Regions from separate parts of the Homo sapiens genome. Here region 2 is linked to region 1. The links are chromatin loops, found by intact Hi-C in ENCODE. Cell type or tissue: endothelial cell of umbilical vein. All regions are shown on one strand. Links, peaks and the distances in the headings refer to the core of each region. The heading gives the core; the rest is flanking DNA. Region 1 overlaps DIS3L2 (DIS3 like 3'-5' exoribonuclease 2). Region 2 overlaps DIS3L2 (DIS3 like 3'-5' exoribonuclease 2).

What was found. Hi-C counts contacts between places; a loop is a spot of excess contacts. Peaks named below come from ENCODE experiments on the same cell type or tissue, not always from the same donor. Only the 100,000 strongest peaks of a DNase experiment are listed, where the experiment ranks them.
Region 2: a loop joins it to region 1, with 7 times the contacts of the local background. A loop is called at or near these places in 6 of 110 quality-filtered maps.

Annotation. Positions count from the first base shown.
Region 1 is chr2:232,311,640-232,319,967 of GRCh38, forward strand. All of the region lies in intron 14 of DIS3L2 (DIS3 like 3'-5' exoribonuclease 2), which reads left to right. Among named protein-coding and RNA genes, the nearest start is that of ALPP, 63 kb to the right of the region's middle. RefSeq lists an enhancer at 3,730-3,899. In endothelial cell of umbilical vein, for the core only: a CTCF peak has its summit at 4,011; DNase peaks (open chromatin) are centred at 4,112 and 5,142; H3K27ac peaks cover 2,564 bases.
Region 2 is chr2:232,255,485-232,263,812 of GRCh38, forward strand. DIS3L2 (DIS3 like 3'-5' exoribonuclease 2) reads left to right here. Exons shown (of 21, transcript NM_152383.5): 13 at 7,723-7,956. Among named protein-coding and RNA genes, the nearest start is that of MIR562, 87 kb to the left of the region's middle. In endothelial cell of umbilical vein, for the core only: no CTCF peak of the experiment used is centred there; a DNase peak (open chromatin) is centred at 4,777; H3K27ac peaks cover 379 bases.

The DNA of each region.
Region 1 (8,328 bases), core at 30-8,029:
GATACCACCATTGTTATCTTCTAACACTGTAGATTGGTTGTGCCTGGCTTTGAACTTCATATAAATGGAATTATTTACTATATTCTCTTTTGTGCCCAGCTTTTCTCTTTCAGCATTATATTTGTGAGAATTCATCTTTGCTGTTGCATCTATAGTCCATTCATCAATTTATCCAATCTGCATTTGTTCAGTCAACATTTGTATTGTTTCCATTTTGGGGTTATTATAAATCTGCTTGTACATGTCTTTTGGTGCACATATGCATGTGTTGCTTTTGAGTATATAATAGGAATGAAATTGCTGAAATCATATGTAATTTCACAAGCAGTGTGTGAGAGCTCATCTGTTTATTGGCCATTCAGTAGAGTGCCTTTTCAAATTTCTTGCCTGTTTTTCTACTGGGTTTTCTGTTTTTCTTCTTGATTTATAGTCCTCTATATTCTGGATATCAGTTCTTTGTTGCTTATACATGTTGCAAATATCTTCCACTGTGTAGTTTGCTTTTTTACTGCCTCTGGTGTTATTTTAACGTACAGAAGTACTTAATTTTAATGGAGTTCAGTATGTCGATCTTTTTTATTATGGTTAAATGCTTTTTGTATACCATTTAAGAAATCTTTGTCTATATTCTAAAAGAATCTACTTAGAATTGATTTTTGAAAATGGTACAGCAAGTTTATTTTTTCATATGGGTATCTGTTGACCCAGCATCATTTTTTGAAAATACTTTCCCATAGCTTAGCACTGCCACCTTTGTCAAAAATGAAGTACCCATATGCACAGATCTGTTTCTGCTCTCCATTCTGTGTCACTGGTTTATATATCTATTCTTGTACCAGTACCACACTACCTTCATGTTTGTATAAAAATCTTGATAGCCAGTAGAGCTACACTTTCCAACTTGGACTTTTTCTATAAAGAGCACCTATGCTATTCTTGGCCCATTCCATTTCCATATAGATTTTAGAATCAGATTGTCAGTTGCCACATACATGCACACAAACTTGCTAGGATTTATATTGAGATTGCTTTGAATCCATATGTCAATTTGGGAAAAATCAACACTTTTATGATAATGAGTCTTCACAAACATGGTACCTCCCTCTATTTAGAGCTTCTTTAATTTTTCTCAATATAATTTTCTGTTAGAGATCTTGCTCATGTTTCATTGGATTTACTCCTAGGTATTTGATTTGTGGTACTATTTTAAATGGTATTTGTAAATTTAATTTTCTCTTTGTTGCTAATACAAGGAAACATGGTTTATTTTTGTTGACCTTGTTATCAATTACTTTCCTGAATTTATTTATTAGGTTCAAATAATTTGTAGATTTTTTTTCATAACAATATTTCAGTTCAGTGTAGATGCTTTTTTATTTCCAGTGTACCTCATCATGTCATCTGCAAATAATGACAGTTTTACTTTTTCCTTTCCAATTCTCATGCCATGTATTTATTTTTCTTGCCTTATTGCACTGTACAGTATTTCTGGACATAATAATAATAGGCATTTATGTCTTGTTCCTGATCTCAAACAGAAGAGTTTTTACCACAAACTCACTCTTAGATTATGAAAATGAAAATTTTTACTGGTGTTCTCTTTAGTATACACTTTATTTTTCCCCAAGATGAGTTTTCAATTTGGGAACTTTTTTTTAAGTTTTAAGTGGTGATTTATGAGCTAGGAGCTAGGAAAATGATATCTGATTTTTTATTTAAATGAAAAGGAACTAATGTTTATCACAAGACTGCTACTCCTCATTTTAACCTTGTGAGGAGGTTTTGCCTTGGCCATTTTACAGAAGGATCTCATGGCTGTACATTTGAACAAGGATTCAAACAGATCTGTCTGACTTCAAAACCCATGCTCTCTTTACTGCTCCCTGATTCCTTGGTAGAATATTGAACGTGAACCCACGAGGTCGTAAAAATACCACTTTTGTCATAGATGACCGAGAGAAAAGTTGCTAAACTATTATTGCCTCACAGGTATATGCAGCATCTTTTCCTTTCCCCAGTAACCTCCTACCCCAAATCTCTTTATATCCCTGTGTTTTAGTCCATTTTCATGCTACTGATAAAGACATACCTGAGACTGGGCAGTTTACAAAAGAAAGAGGTTTGTTGGACTTACAGTTCCACCTGGCTGGGGAGTCCTCACAATCATGGCAGAAGGCAAGGAGGAGCAAGTCACATCTTACAAGGATGGCAGCAGGCCAAGAGAGGGCATGTGCAGAGAAACTCCCATTTTTAAAACCATCAGATCTTGTGAGACCCATTCACTATCATGAGAACAGCATGAGAAAGACCTGCCCCCGTGATTCAGTTATCTCCCACCACGTCCCTCCCACAACACATAGGAATTATGGGAGCTACAAGATGAGATTTGGGTGGGGACACAGAGCCAAACCATATGACACTATCACCTGCCCCATCCCACCTTTCCCTGATTTCCATTGCCATGGAAAGGAGCCCTCTGGGCCTGCCTGTGGCCCTAAAGGGCTGCAGCCCTCCTCAGCACCGGCCCAGCACCCACTGGGCCCAGTATAGGGCATTCTCCAGCCTGTGCTGTCATTCTGTCGCCTGTTGTCTGGTGCTGGGAGGTAGGATTGAAGGCTTTCCTCCTGGGCGGGCTGCTCAGGTTGCAAGGTAGATCCTATATTTTTAAGCCCTGTAGAGTCTCAGCTGTCCCATTTTGAGGGTTATGCATCCTACATGGGTTCACAGAATCCCTTTCGCTGAGACTTGGAGGAATGAAGAGGACAGAGAGGGTCGAGACCCAAACCGAGCAGGCCCCGGAGGCCTCAGGGCCCTGGGGCTGAAGGGAGCTCCCTAGCCCGAGAATGCCCCTCACTATTCTCACACTCCACCTTTTGCAGCCCAAATACCCATGGATGCCCCAAGAGATTTCCCTATGAGACAGAAAATTCTAGAACACCAGGAACTCTCAAAACTAGATATTTCAAAACTCTTAAAGACCTTAAAGAGTAAATGTTTTCATTGTCGATTTAACATAGAGTTACATTAAGCAGCTAACACTTTCCCTTTCTTGAATAAGATTTCCTGTCTGTCACGTTGCCATTTGCTTTCTTCATGTTTTTGCGATGGACTGCAGCTCCCTCCATTCTGGGGAGCCTCCTGGCGCTGCAGCAATCCAGCATGACTCGGAGCTCTTTGATTTTCTTTCCCAGTTACTTTATAGCACATGAAGATGTGTTCTTACCAGTGACAGAGGGTCGGTGAGAATGACCATTTTTGTTTTCCGTATATCTGTACCTGCCACATCCATACCTTTCTCAGAAGGTCCTGGAATGACTCGTTTCTCTCTCTGCCTCTCTGGGTATTTCTCCAACCACAGGTTTGCATCCCCAGGGGGAAGCCAGCTCTCTGGTCCCTCATGCTAAGCTTTTTAAGCAGATAGTACTGCCAGGCGGTCTTTAAACCCAAGGAGGCTTGCCCCTTCCCAAGACTTCAAGGAGTTCTAGAAGAGACTGTGATATTCAGGCCAGGTCCCTGTTTGATGAACAGGGACACTCAATTCCTGGCAAGTGGGGTGAGCGCCTCCAGCCCTCCCCACCCCCATACCGGTGTGCTGGCCCAGACCCAGGGCATATTCAGGTACTTAAAGTAGCAAATGTCTCTGCTGTAAAAACCCTCACTCCGGTACTGAAAGCCCAGAGCCCAGGCTCAGGCCACAGAGGTCTGAGATATACTCTCAAGGAGGTTAGCCCATAAAAGAAACAGGTCATAGGACTGCATGTTGGGTTTGAGCCTGAAGAAAGGTGCCCATGGTTGTCATCTTCTGTGGCTGCCTGGCAGGTAACCAGATGTGCTTGGCTCTCTTAGCTTTTGGCTGTGCTATCTGTGGGGTAGTGTTTCTGATCTGTCTTCACTGCCACTCCCAGCTCTCTGAGGCTTTGTGGCTTTTTCTTGGTGGTTGGGCAGGAAGCCTCTAGAGCCTGAAGGAATTGCTGTGCTTGATGACAGGCACAGGCTATCAATGGCTATAAATCGCCTAGTGGCTGCTTCACGTATTGAAGAAGAACATGTTTGCTGTCTGTTCTGCGGATGCTTCTCTGATGGCCGGAACACAGCTGCGAAAAGATTTCGTAGAGTGACTCAGAGCAAGCGCCCAGCTCATGCCCACTGAATTAAGCAAGAGGAAGTGGCCAACTTCCGCAGCTGCTCTGAAAGCCCAACACAGCAAGGCCTGGCTGAGATGAACAACATAGATCATTCCACTGACTTTGGGCTACCCCCAAGCCAACCCCATGTGACCCCACACCTACCCCAAAGCTAGGTGAGACCCAGGGTCCACCCTCCAAGCCCGGGTTACCAGTAGGGGGTAGGTGCCAAACTGGAGAGTAGACTGTGATGAATGGGTAGCAGAGATGGCAGAGGACATGGCTCATCACCTGGGGTCGGGGACCCCGCTCTCAGCAGCTCCCTTCCCTGAGTGCCCTGGCATTGGTGTGTCTGTGTGTTCGCGAGCCCTGGCATGCCACTGCGGCTTCACAGTAGCCTCCTGGGCAGCGGCTCATCAGCTTCCAGCACAGCCTTTGTTGTTCTATAAATCTGTTAATGTTTGTGCTACCTAGAATAAGAAGGAAGGAGTCATTCTACAGAGAGGATTTATTCTTCCAGGCGCCAAAACCTTGTTCCTTACGATTATGTCCTGTTCTTTAATGGGGTCCCCTGTACTCCACAGTGTCATTCGCCTCCACACTAGATGTCCACACAATGCTGTGTATTTTCACTGATTTTGCTGGGGCCCTGCCCTGTCTTTGTCTCTGCCTTTACAGTCAGGGCCAGTTGTCACTTCTCCGTGGCTGTCCGGAGAACCTGTAGCACCCTCTCCAGCCACTCCAAGCATGAGGCTTTGTGGGGAGCGTGGAATCTGTGAGGAAGCCGAGGCAAGCTGTTAGGATTCTGTTCAATGGGAGGAAAGGCTCTGAGTGAGGTGGGAAGGAAGGACTTCCCAGGAGGCACACTTGGGTTCCCGGCCCCACCTCTGCGCTGGCTGCCCACAGGCCCTGCTTCTGCCTATTTCCTGGTTCTGCTTCATGTTTCAAAGACATAAGATCAAATGTGATTAAGTTTTAGGTAAGCAAGATATTGTGCTTATTATTGAATTGTTCTTCTTTAGTTTAACAGCCCTCCAGTTTAATCTAAATCTGTTTCCTGTCATTAAGTCTTTGGTGTAGATAAAAGATCAGTTAGCTGGTCGCTATCTTTTGTGTCATAAATCTTCTAGGAAACCATTGTTGTGATTTTTCATTGTACCGTTCCTGAAGAGGAAGGAACTTTTCATTCCTTTGGGCTTTTTTCCTGGTGAATTTCCCAGCTGTTAGTGTCATCGAGCTTAACTCTCACATCCTTAAGGCAGCATTAGCCTCAGAACCACCAGTACCTCGCTGTGTGCCCTGGGAGGCAGGTTATTACCCTTGGCTTCATGACCCATGGACAGTCCTTGCAATGGAAGGGAAACACATTTGTGGGTAGAGTGTGGAGAATGTGTGTGAAAGGCTTTCCTCGCCCAGGCAGTAAGTGCTGCGGAAACAAGCCACTTTTTATGCTAATAAGATTTGGACAGGGGTTGGGAGGTAGGGGAGTGAGTGTGTGTTGATCTGATTCCCTGTGCCCAAGAGCAAGGACAGTCACTTCATCCCAGCCCCTGCACAGTGTTGGGAACACAGAGGTGTTCAGCAGATGCTGGACAAATGTCTCCTGGGAGTATGCAGTATTTGCTCTTTTTTCCTCTCATGTTCTGTGTTCCTAACATTCTTCTATTTTGGCGGGGTGGGGAGGTAGAAGGTAGGCAGAGTCTCACTCTGTTGCCCAGGCTGGAGTACAGTGGCCCGATCTCTGCTCACTGTAACCTCTGCTTGCCGGGTTCAAGCGATTCATGTGCCTCAGCCTCCCGGGTAGCTGGGATTACAGGTGCCCTCCACCACGCCTGGCTAATTTTTGTATTTTTAGTAGAGATGGGGTTTCACTATGTTGGCCAGCCTGGTCTCGAATTCCTGGCCTCAAGGGATCTGCTCACCTCAGCCTCCCAAAGTGCTGGGATTACAGGTGTGAGCCACCACTCCTAGCCTCTTCTATTTTTTAATTACACCTCTAATTGTCTCTGAATTGTCACTGAATTAATTGTCTCCTTAATTCAGTGCAGAAGGTTTTCATAATAACACTAATATTTATGGAATAGTTAACAATAGGTCAGAGCTTATAATGTTAAATAAGATAACAAAGTTTATCTCATTTAATCCTCACTAGAATAACCCTGCGAGGTAGGTAGAAGAAGTTAGAGAGGTTAAGTAGTCTGCCTAAGGTTACCCAGGTTGTGTGTGGTTGACAGTGCCCTACCTTTCCCCCCTGACTTTAGCAATACAAGAATACTGGCAAGTTGCTGCTGCCCTCTGGGCTCTGTTATAAAGTGAAGCTGCCGATCCACAATGGAGAACCCACTCCTGCAAGGCCAGGCCTCCACAGAGGCCAGAGGCCAGAGGCCAGTAGTGGTCGGGGTGCCCAGGAAGCTGGGCTCAAACAAGGGTAACTTGCAAGAATCTTCAGGAAGCCCTTATATTCAGAATTGTGTTCTGTGCCACATGGGCCCTTTCCCACCATCAAACTTAGAAAACGACCCCTAGGAAAGTCCTCAGAGTTCATGGAAGGGCGCTGAGAAGTCTGCCCACACCCTCGTGGGTTGGAGGACCAGTTTCGCCAAGTGTTCTCTGGCCCAGTTGTAAACATCATTCGTTTGCTTGTCCAGCAAACATTATTGGACGCCTATTAGTGCCAGGTACTGCACTGAGCACAAGAGAAGGGCCCAGTTCCTTCCCTTGAAGCCCACAGCCCATCGAGGAAGACAGGTATGTAAGACAGCATTTGCAAGGGGGTGACAAAGGCCAGGGGGGAGGTGAACAAAGGATGCAGGGAGTGGCTCTCAGTGTTGTGAGCACCCCGCATGGGAAGGCCAGCGCGGCAGGGTGCTGGGTGCTGTTGCCCTCTGCTTCTCCCGGCTGGAGTGTCAGTGTGGGACCCTGTAGGCCCCAACCCACCCCAGGGGAGGCAAGTGAGAAGGTGACAGGACAGAGTCATGGGACAAGAACCAGAGGGAAGAGGCCTGGCCAAGCCCTGGAGAACTGAGCAGAGCAGAGAGCCGCCTCACCAAGCCTCTGTGTTCCATCTTGTCATGCTTGTTGGAATGAGGAGGAATCCCTAAAGATCATGGATAGAAGGAGAATGGCTCTTCTTCCCACCACCTCCCCACCGTCTCTCCCTGAAACCCCAGGAGCATTCCAGATACAACACAGGGCGGGGGTCTTCCCTTCATGTTCCTTGAGTGCAGTGGCCATGGCCACTCCTTTCTCAGAACTCCTACTGCCAGTCTTAGCACTGCTGGCCTCCATACCCAGCAGGGAGGTGTGGTCTGCTCCCACATGGCTGGCTGGGCCATTCCTGGGCAGATGGTATCGAGTAAGGAGCACCCAGTGTCTTGTGTGGTTGGCACACAAGACACTGTGGTGGTTGAGAGAAGCAGAGGGCAACAGCACCCAGCACCCTACCACACTGGCCTTCCCATGTGGGGTGCACACGACACTGTGTGGTTGGCACACAGTGGACACACCCTGGACTGCATGCTACGTATAAGCATGTCCTGGTGAAACTAGCAGCCAGTTCTTTGTTTTGTTGCAAATGACCATTTGACAGTACTTCCACAACAGCCAAACATGGCACATGAGGAACTGGGCTTGAGTATCACAAAGATTTACTGGTAAATGGACAGGCATAAGCACCATTAATCAGACAGCACAGTTACTCTCCATCTTGGTGGCTGCACAGCTCAGCGGACCACACAGGGCCCTCCTGGGGTGTTGGGCAAGGCCTCCTCCCAGGCAGAGGCAGCTGGACTGAGGCCAGAGAGTTCTGGGTGCTACAGCCTCTACCAGGAACAACAATTCTCACCCAGGGGAGGCCTGAAGGCTGCCTGGGCTTGGCTGCCTGGGCTTGGCCTAACCTACCTGTGAAGAAGCTCCCAGATTGCTAGTCAGCATCCCAGGTACCAGGAGAGCTTTCTTAATGCATCTGAAAATCCTGGATAAACAGGGCTGCCCTCTGCAACCCAGGCTGCCCTACAAGATGGGCTTGGCCTCCAGAGTGGTAGCTCAGGGAAGCAGAGCCCTCAGGTCCAGTCACGCTTTGGCATGGTCTGGCCTCACCATCTGACTTACGATTGACCCAGCCTGCCTGAAAGGACTCAGGGCCTAATCCAGGTTGTTCTGGTCTTGGTTCTCAGGTAGAATGAGAGTGGCGTCGGGGAAAGGG
Region 2 (8,328 bases), core at 260-8,259, 56 kb before region 1:
CTAAATTTTTTTTTAAACACTCACAAGAAAATCTTGGACATGTATGCATTCATTAAGCTAGTGCTCAGGCTTTTAGGTCAATAAACGCTGAATAATTTATTTTTAGCATATTTCTCACATGTTGGTTGTGAGAGTCTTATTCTCTGACTTAGTAACTAAGTCCTTAGACCTTAGAACCTTAGAATCTTAGGGCCAAAGATCAGAATAATAAAAGAAGGGTCTCACAATTGATTAGCTATCCTCAGTTTGCGTCTCCTGTGACATCCCTGCTGTGTGCTGTACAGGATTAGTCAGGACCTGGAGTGTACTATGGAAGTCGCCTATTTCAGCCATTTACTTAGGTCAAAAACCACGGGGTCATTCTTGACTTTGGTCTTTCTCTCATGCTACATCTGCATCCAGTCTGCCAGTGTGTCATCGCTGCTTTGCTTTCTGAATGCCTCCAGAATCAGCCCCCTTCCTTAACTACCGGCACTAATACCTGCGTCCAAGCTATTCTCTCTCACCTTGACAGATACAGTGGCCTCCTGACTGTCCTTGCAGCCTCTGCTCTTGCCCCACGTCATCTCCTCTGCATACAGCTGTCAGAGTGATCCTTCTGAATCTTAAGCCTTGTCTCTCCATTAAAACTTTCCAATCTCTCATTCACAATAAAAGATAAAACGCCCCCTTACAATGGTAACTTTTTCCTTGTTCTTTTCTGCCTGTCTTCTGTGCTGGAAATGCATAGACTCCAGAGTCTTCCTGCAACCAGCATCTCCTCTCATGTCCTGGAGCATTGCTGCTCACAGGAGAGAAGCTGCCTTTTATGTGTAACTGAGCTCTCTGCTGTGCTGCAGGCCCCCTCCCCAGCTCCAGGGACCTGACATCAGTCAAGGTTGAGTTTCCCCACCTGCCATCTTCTCATATCCTTCAAGCCTCTGCCCCTTCCTTGTAGCTGAGCAGATCTTTTCCTCCCTGCTTAACTCATTCCATTCTGAGAATTGGACATTGTAGAACTATGTTGTGTACCAGTTGGGGCTTTCTCAGCTGAACCTTCAGTGCTACTTGGGAATCCTTTTATTCGTCACTAGGTTCCAAGCCTTTTTTCTTCGGTTCCAACCTCAACCTTGCTTTCCACTCCTCTTTCCTTTAAGACCCATCATTCTCCCAAGTACCTTTCATTCCTCCTTCTTGGAAACGAGAGAGGCTAGCCAACTTCAACTGCTGAGGTCCCCCTTTCCACATCAAAATTTCTCTCTGCCTTGCCGCTACTTAGGAGGCTGAGGCAGGAGGATCACTTGATCAGATTGAGAACAGATCGAGACCCTGTTTCTAAAATATAAATGAATGAATAAATAAATAAATATTTGGCTGGGCATGGTGGCTCATACCTTTAATCTCAGCACTTTGGGAGGCTGAGGTGGGCAGATCACCTGAGGTCAGGAGTTCAAGACCAGCTTGGCCAACATGGTGAAACCCTGTCTCTACTAAAAATACAAAAATTAGCCAGGCATGGTGGTGGGCACCTGTAGTCCCAGCTACTTGGGAGGCTGAGGCAGGAGAATTGCTTGAACCCAGGAGGCAGAAGTTGCAGTGAGCCACCTGTGAAGAGAAAGCGAGCATTCTGCTGGGTGTATAAGTGGATTGTGTGCAATGGTGCTTCAGTCTAGATATTCATGCCTTAATCTTACTGTGTTCGTCTCTCCCTTTTTCAGGGGAAGCCTGAGCTTTGCTTAGTGATGATGGCCCTAGTGTGAGGACTGGGGCTTGTGGAGTAGCCTCTTGTTTGCTCTAGCCACCCCACTGCCTCTGTCCTCTGCAGTTACTAGGACCTTCCCTAGCAAGTTTGCGTCCTTTCCACCACAGGCATGACCTGCCTCTCTCTGCTCTCTTCCAGCCCGTCCTCTCTCTGCCTAGTCCTTTTCAGACACTTGCTTCTTGGCACCTTTGACTTTTCTCACTGCCGGGCTGCCCCTACTAAGGATGATTGCCCTGTTTTCGTAGCTCTAAGAAGCAGCCAAAATCCACTCCACCTCCCTCCCACCCTCCGTCACTCCAAACAGCCTGGTTTTGTTCCAGTCAGGAAAAGGTTTCTTTCTTCCTCATATTTTTTTGAACAAAATATTTTGCATACGGAAGCCCGGAGCTCCTGCAAAAGTGATTTTGTACCTAATTATTTAAGATTATAAGTTAACCCCACTTGCAGTTTTTTCAGCCAGAGATACATCTTAATGAAGTGCTGACATTTTTCAGAGGATAAATTTAAAGATACATTTGAATGGAACTGAATAATTTTCAAAGGAAGTGGTCATACTTCTGTATCAATATAGAAAGTTGATGTGTGTTTGAGACATACTTGGTTTATTTTACTTCATCATCTGCCTCTGTCTAATTTATGACCTTCACCTGAAATGGAATAAAAGTAACACTAGATTTTGGGTCTGTCTTTAACTGGATCTGGTCTTGGCCGCCACTTAGGAGTTTGTATGACTTTTGACAAGTTCCTGGCCTGTTTTCTCAACTGTAAAATGGGCTGAACAATGCACTCCTCCCAGATGTGTTAAGGAGATTTTAGAAGTAGTAGGTTTAAGAATACTCCGAGTGTTAGACTACTTCCGGTCTTACTTAGTACAGTAGGTAGGCCTTGAATTACAGTGCTGTAGTACATAATTATGTACTCCTTTTTCAGTAGTTTTTTCCCAGTAATACGCCTTCAGTCAGTGTTGGCACTGTATTTAATTTGACATTCTGAACAGTGGTATTCCAGAGTATGTGCAGTAAACTCACCTGCCTACAGAAGAGTGACCCAAATCCTGTGATTAAGAAAGAAAAGAGGGGCCAGGTGTGGTGGCTCATGCCTGTAATCCCAGCACTTTGGGAGGCCAAAGCGGGCGGATCACGAGGTCTGGAGTTAGAGACCATCCTGGCCAACATGGTGAAACCCCGTCTCTACTAAAAATACAGAAAATGAGCCGGGCATGGTGGCATGTGCCTGTAGTCCCAGCTACTCAGGAGGCTAAGGCAGGAGAATCACTTGGACCCGGGAGGCGGAGGTTGCAGTGAGCCCAGATCGTGCCACTGCACTCCAACCTGGTGACAGAGTGACAGAGTGACAGAGCGAGACTCTGTCTCAAAAAAAAAAAAAAAAAAAAAAGGAAAGAGGAAAGACATGATCTTCTTTATGAAGTGTTTTGTTTCTGAAGCTCTCCCTGCTGTTTCTACTTTTTCCGTGAAAAACTCTGTCCTTTTGTCTTCTGCCACTGGCTTTGGTTATGCACTGGGCATTGATGTGAATCCAGTTTCCAAATTGGAAAGTAATGAGGTGTTCCATACAGAGAGGCCTGCCTTACATACTGTGAGGTTGGCTATTCCGAGGACCCCCTCCATTTGGATCTTTGCTTTCTTGCTGCCTTTCTCTGTGTCAGACGACAACAGACTCCTTTCTTTTCTGCTTGGCGTCTGCAGAAGATGGTTTCAGGCCTTCTTTCCCTGGCCTAGTCATTTTTTAGTACATGTCAGGTGTGACTCCCAGAAGCACTGGACTGTGTTAAGGCATAGTAGATTCGGCTGCCAGAGGTCCCTGTGCCTGAGCAGGAAGTTCCTGATGGCTCTTCAAGCTTCTACCTCAGCCCTTCGTGTATTTAAAGAGAAGGTTGGGATGGATTTTCAGGGTTGCAGGCGTTAAGGAAGACGACTGAAGTGAAGCAAAACAGCTATGGGAAAGTGATCATCAGCACTGCAGTCTCCAATTTGGTGGTGTTCCTATGTGCTGTTAGGAAGGGACATCTTATCTATCTTGACTGATAAGGAAACAAAGTAGAGGTGCCCATTAAGGAAAAAAAAAAAGGAGCTCAAATGAACTGGTAGCCAATGCCAGCATAGGCGGTGAGCAGGCTTTGGTAAAGAGTGACAAGCTGCTGCTTTGGGCAAGTCTCAGGTAATCAATTTTAGGAATACCTTAGGATTCCAAGTGGCTCCTGGTCAGGGCCAGCAATCAGAGGGGTGAGAAGGAGCTACAGAGATGTGCTTAGAGCCAGGAGACGTGGGCCTGCAGGGTACAGGGGTGTCTGGGAACCTCGTGGAACTTGCTGCTACGTTTTATGCATAAATATTTCAGGGAGGAGGGCCTGGAGCATTCACTAAGTTTTTTTCTGTTTGTTTTGTTTTTTTGAGACCGAGTCTCACTGTGTCGCCCAAGCTGGAGTGCAGTGGCGCAACTTCGGCTCGCTGCAACCAACACCTCCCAGACTCAAGCAATTCTCATGCCTCACCTTTCTGAGTAGTTGGGATTACAGGTGCGCACTACCATGCCCGGCTAATTTTTGTTTTTGTTTTTGTTTTTTTGTGGAAACGGGGTTCCATTGTGTTGGCCAGGCCAGGATGCCAAACTCCTGACATCAAGCAGTCCACCCGCCTTGACTTCCCAAAGTGCTGGGATTGCAGGCATGAGCCACCGTGCTTGGCCAAAATTCACTAGATTTTGAAAGCAGTTCTTGACCCATGGCTTATGTGAAAGCAAATGCCCGATCAGGGTGCAGTGGTTGCCCTGTGCTGGAGCATTCACTAGGGAAAAAGACCGCAGACCCTGGGAGGCTGCAGACCCTGTGACCTGAATGCTGGATGCTGGAGGGAACCTCCAGACCACTTGTGAAATGTGAAAGAGAACAGTGGAATAGAACTGAAACTGACGTTCCCTGAGCATGCTGAAGGCAGACTGTACAGCCCAATGTAGACGCACAGGAGGAGTGACTGGGTTTGGAATGAAATGTAGAAAAGGAAGCAAGCTAAATCACCAGGGGAAACCCTTGAGACCACAAGAATGAAGAGGTCATGGCCCTGTCATTCCAGAGGAGGCTGGAGCAGCTCTTCAGGAAATGTGGATGTGCGAAGAGGACAAGCCTGGCTGAGCCTAAAAGGGGCTCTTCAGACTCTTCTGGAGACCTGCACATGGCACTCCCCACTGGGACTGTCAGGTGGTACCTGGAATTGACTCTACAGTTGCTTTTGCCCACAGCACACACATGCTTCCTGAGAGCCAAATTCAGACCTGCTTGCCACAGTGGAAGATTTGTGAGATTATTTGAATCCCTTATATCTTTGGATAGTGGTAGTTCTTGGAATAATATGGAAAGAATAGTTTCAGGATTTTTTTAAAAGAAAAGTTAAAGTCAGTGATTACAGATTCAAGATTCTTATAAGACTTTGCTCTGGATAAAAATGTGAGTAGTTGCCACCATTCTTTTCCTCTACCCCATGGCTGCCATTTTTCAAGAGTATTGATTCTTCCTTTAAGGGAGGGTGAAGGTACCAAAGTGGTCTCTCCAGCCTTTCAGGGCAGAAGCTGTATTCCCTGGAGGCTTTGTGGTGTGAACAGCACCTGGGCTGGGCTCAGTCCTTCCCCATGGGGAATGCCTACATACTCTTCAACTGGCTTTTTCGGAAAGCATTGTCTGAGAGCTTGTGAACAGAAGGGTTGGCTGGTGAAGAGCAAGGCAAGGGGGATGTCTGCAAGCCCAGGTTAAAAGGTAAAATGTTCTACTCTTGACTGGTGCTCCCTCCCTTTTCTTGCACAGAAAATACACTTCCACGCATTTATCCAGAGCTTTTCCATTCTCCTCAGGCCCTCAAACTCCACCTAGCCTCCTTTGTACTTTGCCTCATGCTCAACTACATAGATTGGGGTTCTGTGATAGTCATGCTCTCAGCTTCCCTCTTCTTCCCTTCAGGGTCTCCTGCCCTTTCCTTCCTTCCTTCCTCCCCACCAGGCTGGGCTTCCTCTGTCCAGGATGGATGGCCTCCATTTGGCCCAAGATCCCTTTTGTTCTCTTGTGTCTTCAGTCTTCCTTCAGTGCTGGTTTCTCTTCTTTACCCTACAACTGCCACACAGCCCTCTGTTCTGCTCATTCCAAAGCGCTCCTTCCCTCCTGTTCTTTTGGAAGTGGTCATCCACACTGGTTGCATTGCCTCCGCTTCCGATGCCCCCACCTATCCTTAACCTGGTGCTTCCCAGGTTTTTTCATGTCATGTCACACACAGAAGATGTTGCTGTTTGAGTAGCACCGGGGACGTGTGCATGAGGCTGATGGGAGGCCGAAGCTCTGGCTGCCCTGGGAGTAAGAAGAGCTAGAGCCCTCCTCACAGCGTCTCCAGAACCCATTTGCAGTACATGCCTTAAACCTTTGCAGTGTGACTCTGCCCCTGTCCTATATTTTCCTAAAATAGCCTTCATAAACACCACCAGCCAGCAAATGCTCAATGCCAGGAGCTTGTCTTTGTTTTCTCCTCCTTGACATCCAAGTGGCATTGGACATACACTTGCGGTTTAGAGAGACTCTAGGGCTGGACTGCCTGGGTTCAGTTCCCAGCTTTGCCAGTCTCTAGCAGTGTAACCTTGGGCAAATTCCTTAATTTCTCTATGTCTTAGTTTCCTCAACTGAAGAAGAGGATAGCAAAATTCCTACCTCATAGCATTGTTATGAGAATTAAATAGTTGCCATATGGAGAGTGTGAACAATGCCTGTCTCATAGCAATTGCTCTCTGAGTGCCCTGTGTTGTCTTTGAGTCCCCTTTCTTAAAGCTCTTTTCTCCTGCTTTTCCTAACATCGGTCACTCCTGGTTTTTGTCCTGTCTCTCTCAGCTCTCTTGTTTTTTCTACTGTTTTCATTCCCTGGCTTCTCTTCTCTCCTTAACATGAAGGAGGTGTTAGGCCAAGCAGCCCCACCTCCCCCAACCGCCCTTTCTTCCATAGACCCTTCCACCTCCAAACGGCCCAGGCCCACATCCGAATGCCTGCCAGATCCCCTCACCTACATCTCTCCCTGAACCTCAGACCTAGGAGTCCCCAAAATGTTTTAATGTCCTTTTTTTGTTTTAAAAGTAATACATATTTATTATACAAAATACAGAAAAGTGAAAATAATAAAATGCACCTCAGTGGTAATCCCACCGCTCGGCTGGCACCACCACTAAACTTGGGTATATCTCCTTCAAGCCCAGTGGTTCTCAGCCTGGGCCAGCTTTCCCCTAGAAGACATTTGGCCATGTCTGGAGACATTTTTGATTATCAACTTGGTAGGGAGAGGTGCTCCTGACATCCAGTGGATAGAGGCCAGGGATACTGCTGAACATTTTATAATATACAGTTCAGCCCCCTGGCCAACAAGGAATTATTCAGCCCAACAGTGCCAAGATTGAGAAGCCTGTTCTAGACTTCTGTCTCTACATATGTGCCCCAAATGGAAAAGTCGGAATGGGTTTCCTCTTTCTAGCCTCATCTTGCTTCTCCACCTGTGTTCACTCTTTTTGTCAGTGGCCCCACCTCCCCCTTCTCCCTCACTCCACATCCGAGCTGTTCCCAAGCCTGCAGAGTCCCTGTCTGCCACATTGTTGGCAGCTCTCTCCTCTACTACTCTCAGTGTCGACATTGATGCCCACTCACCGAAACTAATGAAAAAGCCTCCAGCATGCCTTGCCTGTGCCACTGGTGTGCTTGGGGACCGTCCATAGGTGTCCAGTGCCCATTGGATTAATTCCACGCCAGGTGGAGACTAAGCTCCCTGAGGGCAGCAGCTTCCATCTCTGATTCATCTGGGTGCCTAGCCTGAACCTGCCACCATTCCGAGCACACAGTCAGTGCTCAATAAATCTTTGTTGAATGTGTATGGATGAATGGCTGAAGGAAGAAAAACCTGAAAAACATTTGTCCTCACAATTCCCTTGTAATCTGTCCATCTTTGCAGATCCTTGATGAATGGTTTGGCCGGACCATCATCCGCTCCTGCACCAAACTTAGCTACGAGCATGCACAGAGCATGATTGAAAGCCCAACTGAGAAAATCCCTGCGAAAGAGCTGCCCCCCATTTCCCCAGAGCATAGCAGCGAGGAGGTACACCAGGCCGTCTTGAATCTCCACGGAATTGCCAAGCAGTTACGCCAGCAGCGCTTTGTGGACGGCGCACTTCGTTTGGATCAGGTCAGTACGTGTTTTTTTAGTGTAGCCAACAGATTTGACTCGTGCCTGAACCCAGCGTGGATGAGCGCAGCTTGGCAGGCTTAGACTCTTCCTTCCTTCTCTTTGCTCCAGGCACCACACTAAAATCATGTTCTCTGAGGCCGGCAGGAACTAACTCCCATTCACTCTCCAAATACAGGATATTATGCAAAATATTCTGTATTTTGTATGATTCCACAGGTACACGAGGCCTAATGACATGAGCCAAGGCAAAGAGTGGGTCTGTGTGGGTGGCTCTGACCAAAACCCCCAGCTGGTCTTCCCTGGTAAGGCTGTGTCCAGTCTGTGATCCTCACCTCAGGTCTCTACTCAAACCTGTTCTTTAATGGAGGC